Linked DNA regions of Mus musculus: region 1 is linked to region 2. A link is a loop called in an ENCODE intact Hi-C map of the cell type or tissue named here. Cell type or tissue: heart. All regions are shown on one strand.

Region 1 (2,500 bases), 56 kb before region 2:
ATGGTGCCGATATCCCAGTTCTCAGGTGCTGTGTGGGGATTTACTCAGTCAGGACACTACACAGAGCCTACCAGCTCACCGGAGGAAGAAGGAAAAACAAGGTGGATCCTGCTAAGCAAGAGCACTTAAAGGTCACAGCCATCCATTGCTGATGAGAAAAAACAACGAAATGGGAAGTCTCCCAGTCACAGGGTGAAGTAGTTACTGGACCTGAGATGGAGCAGAGCTTGGGTGCATGGCATGACGCAGCTGGCAAGCCACCGAGGCCAGAAACAAAAGGAGGAGTGCCAGGATCCCACACCTGTGAACTGAGTGGACTATTTTATGTATGTAAGTACACTGTCGCTGTCTTCAGACACACCAGAAGAGGGCGTCAGATCCCATTACAGATGGTTGTGAGCCACATGGTTGCTGGAAATTGAACTCAGGACCTCTGGAAGAGCAGTCATTGCTCTTAGCCACTGAGCCATCTCTCCAGCCCCTAATGTGAACTTTTCAAACCATGTTTAGTGTGGGGCATTGTGGGATATCGTAGACATCTTAATGTGATAAGAAGAAACCAGGTTTGGTACCTAGGCAAGTACTCTAACCACTGAGCAACAACCCACCTCAATACCTCAATTTTTAGAAAAGCCTTGGACCACCTTGCTGCTGGTAGCCAGTAAAAGAAGGTGGCAAAAAAAAAAAAAAAAAAAAAAAAAGGCAGACAGGAGAAGCCCTTCCCATAACCACACCCACACCCACCCCACTCCCAGGCAGCACACAGAGGCAGCAGCAGCAGGTAGGTCCAGCTCTCATGCACTGCCTCCCCAGCGTGCCTCCTCACAACCTAGTGTGCCCTGGTTGCTAACCCTATTCGGTGCACCTTCCTCTCTGTTTTGTCTACCTGGAGCTTCGGTGGAAAGTGTCACTGTGTGCTCTCAAGCCCAGAGAATGGAGTCTAAAGGGCCTGCTTGCCCCGGGAAGAACGAGGAAACCTTGCTTGAAATTCGGGACACCAGCTCCTTGATGGTGTGAAGGATTATCTCTGGTCCTCACCCTAACAAGCCTCTCACCTGTAGGCAGTGCAGGCCTGCCTCTGCCCAGCTTCATCTAGAATCTGCTAGACTTGCAGGGCACTGAGGGGCAACAGTGAGCCCGGGATCAGATGGTGAAGGGTGCAGATCAGCTTCTGGATCCCTGGACTGGGGACAGGTGGGTGTGGGTCGAGGCTAGGGGAGGAGAGGGGAGGGGGTAGGAGGTGGAGGGAGGGAGTACACTGGAGGTGGAGGAGAGGTGAAGTTTTCCAGGGATCCCAACAAAGAAGAGAAGCAATTTCAAGCTGTTCCAGAGGAGGGAAGAAAAGAAACTTAAACTGGAGCCAGTTGGAAGCTCATTTCTTTCATGCCGGCTTGACTGATCCTGTGTGGGCGGCACAGCTCCTGGCAGCAACCGACTGTGTGTGGGTGGTGTTCTCAGAACAAAAGTTCACTGCTGCCGCCAGAGCCAGCACCTAAGCAAGGGATTTTGTCCCCTTACAGTCACTGCGGGAGTGAAGCCCAGGTCCACGCACTAGACACGTATACCCTGCACACGCACACCACAGCACACACAACATACAACACACACCACATGACACACACACACCACACGACATACACAGACCCATATCCCTCACACACATACCACACCACACACACACACCAGGGCACACACACCACATCATACCACATACCCACACACCACACACATCCCCACATACCATATACCACGCACCCCAACACACCAACCATACCACACACTACCCACATTGTACCACACTATAAGACATACAACACATACATACATACATACACAGCGCACACACACACACACACACATATTATACATACATACACAGCACACACACATATAATATACATACATACATACTATATATACAACAGACCACACACATATATATACACACCACACATACTGCATGTACCCCTCCCCCACAGCCCCCCCCCACACATACACATAAACACACACACCCCACATGCACTTAGAGCATGCATACCACTTCTTCCCACCCCCATCTTTCTGCACCCACTGAGGTCTTACCCATGTGAGTGAGAGCTAGCCTGTCAGGCCTCCAAGGGAAGAACAACATTAAAGCCCAGAGCAGCTATAGCTTTCACTATAATGAGCACAGGCTTTCATGAGCTCTGAGAGTCTTCAAAGAGCTTGGCAAACACAGACTCATTAAGTCTCCTACATTCTCCCTGTCACAGATGAAGACAGCAGTGGCTTACCCAGCACAGGCTGATCTCAGGCAACAGAGCCTGGCTTCCTGACCCAAGTGACACAGCCCCTGAAGCCCTGCTCCATCTTAGGAAAGAGTCAGGTAGGAAGGTTGGAAGCCCAGGACCAGCTCTGTGAAAGCAAAACTGAGGAGCAGGGACAAAGACAAAGTGACTGGTGACAGGTGTCAAAATCTCCTCTCACACAAGTGAGGATGCTGGCCAAGCCTCCCTGAGGG
Region 2 (2,500 bases):
TTATCCCAACCCACCCCTACCCCCAATGTCCTTGGCCAGGAACAGAATTTGGCACACAGTGGGCAATTTGTGTGTGTGCATGTGTATTTATGGGAGGAGAGGGGGAGAGAGGGAATTTCTATCTTTAGCTTCTCCCTAAAGAAGCTTCCGAAGGCATTTTTAGAACACATCGAGTATTTGAGAATATGGGCCTCGTAAACTCTGTTAAAAAGATTTATGCCTTGGGCACTAACTTTTTCTTTCCACTTTTAAATATCACTAGTCCACCATGTCAAACAAGAAACTTACAGCTCTAAAACTGAGGCCTTCCTCCTCTCTCCCTTCTCCCTCTTCCTTCCTCCTCCTTTCTCCCTCTTCTTCTTCTTACTCCTCCTCCCCCTTCTCCCTCCCTCCTCCTCCTCTCACTCCTCCTCCCTCCCTCTCCCCTCCTCCTTCCTCCTCTTACCCCTCCCCTCCCCCTTCTTCCTCCCCCTCTGCCTCTTCTCCTTCCTCCCTGCCTCCTTTATTTCTCCTCTTTCTCTTCCTCTCCACTTCCTCCTCCTCCTCCTTACCCCCCCCCCCCATACTTTAAATAGATCCTAAGAGACTAACACAGACACTGGGCAGACACCGCTGCAACTCTGACCATGCTCACTTGCAGAGCAGTCCCCTGCTCTTCCTGATGCCACCCAACTCTTCCTGCTTGTTGAAAAACAACATTGGAGATTTCTGAGGGGTCCCCTGGCCCGCTTGCTTTTGTAAGTTCATGAGAACACAGATACCACCATTCTGTTTATAAAAGCCACAGTGTAATCTCAGAGTCCAGGAGTCGGAACATTAGGACAGGGGCCATATGGCTCCTATGGCCCCTTAGGAAAACATTCGTCTGCCTTTGCTCCACACAAAGCCTGGTGACCAGATGGTCTCTGCCCTGCCTGTGGTCTGACCCTAGGGTGGAGATCAGGGGCTCACTGGGTCCCACCCCTTTCCTTCCTGGGTACATGGAGCCCATGGTTCCCAGCCGAATGACAAACAGAAGTGATCCAAGTACTTCTTGGCAGAGGCAGCAACCTGACACCAGGATAGGATCTTACTTCCCTTCCCCACTCCTGCCCTGGCACCTGGCAAATGTCCAAGAGTGAAGCCAGCCCTGTGAGTGGTCATGATAAACAGAGCTCTCCCGTGCCGCCTGCAGTGGACTGACAAGGGCACAAAATGAGACTTTCCTCCCAATCCTCTGAGACACCAGGGTGTTACTGCAGTCAGTCCTGACCAGTCCTGGAGTCTTTGGTGAGAATCATCCATCTGAATTTCTCAAAGCTTACAAATGTGGCTTTGCCCCTGTCACAGGTAAACATTTTTTTAATTAAAACTGTCATTTCCTCCCTTCATATATATCTCGGTTCATTTAGTGTTACCTGTATGATATATACGGTTTCCACAGTTGTCAGGAGAACACTTTTGAGCAAAACACTAATGGTTTCTTTTCCCCAAGTCAATGGCAGTTTCTTACCACCTCCAAAGGCATGAAAGACTGTTCTAGAATGCCAGCCCTGGCTGCAGATCCCCAGGCTCATGATAGCCCATGAGTGGAAAAACTCTCACTACTAACGATGTTGGTGATAACAGTAAAGACATTTTAGCTAGGGTGGTTACCATGGCAACTGCTGAGCGTATTTAATCTGTACCTCACAGTATAGGGTTGTCCGGCTCCTTTTTTTTTTTTTTTTTTAGAAGTAAGGAAGTTAAGGCGAAAGAGATGAATTTCACTGGATCCCTGGTAGCTGTCAAGTCAGAGAACTTCTGTGGGATACTGAGGGAAGCCAGAGCCTGCGGAAAGTGGGGGGCTCCAGTTTGCTTGTGACCTTTGAACACACAGCTCTGCTTATATTTCTGCCTCCCAGGATTGTGGAGATTTCAAGTTGATTTTTCTCAATCTGAAAAAGATATGGTTGGAAGTATCTTGCTGTGTCTGTGAGTCTGAAATGTGGTATCTATGTAGCCGATCAACTTGATAAGTAAATTCAACCTTTTTTGTCTGATAATCACACTCATCTATCTTCAAGTTCTACAGGACAGTCCAAAGCTTTAGGGAGAAGCCAGGATCCTTTGATACCATCTAGAACTTCAGGAAGTGAAGGCTGGAGAAAACATGACGTAAAGAGTCTCCACTAGGGCTGGTGAGATGGTTCAGCGATTAAGAGCACTGCTCTTCCGAAAGTCCTGAGTTCAAATCCCAGCAACCACATGGTGGCTCACAACTATCCGTAATGAGATCTGACGCCCTCTTCTGGTATGTCTAATGGCAGCTACAGTGTACTTATATATAATAATAATAAATAAATCTTTGGGCCAGATCGAGCAGAGGTCCTGAGTTCAATTCCCAGCAAACACATGATGGCTCACAACCATCTGTACAGTTACAGTACACTCGTATACATAAAATAAATAAATAAATCTTAAAAAAAATAAGAAAGAGTCTCTACTACGGAGACCAGCAAGGAAAGAGTCTTTGTTGCCC

The links. Hi-C counts contacts between places; a loop is a spot of excess contacts. Peaks named below come from ENCODE experiments on the same cell type or tissue, not always from the same donor. Only the 100,000 strongest peaks of a DNase experiment are listed, where the experiment ranks them.
Region 1: a loop joins it to region 2, with 2.1 times the contacts of the local background. A loop is called at or near these places in 11 of 42 quality-filtered maps.

Annotation. Positions count from the first base shown.
Region 1 is chr16:95,768,447-95,770,946 of GRCm38, forward strand. All of the region lies in intron 1 of Gm32130 (a long non-coding RNA gene), which reads right to left. Among named protein-coding and RNA genes, the nearest start is that of Gm41509, 28 kb to the right of the region's middle. In heart, no CTCF peak of the experiment used is centred here; a DNase peak (open chromatin) is centred at 1,425; H3K27ac peaks cover 276 bases.
Region 2 is chr16:95,824,288-95,826,787 of GRCm38, forward strand. No RefSeq gene overlaps it. Among named protein-coding and RNA genes, the nearest start is that of Gm32130, 23 kb to the left of the region's middle. In heart, no CTCF peak of the experiment used is centred here; a DNase peak (open chromatin) is centred at 964; H3K4me3 peaks cover 884 bases; H3K27ac peaks cover 2,194 bases.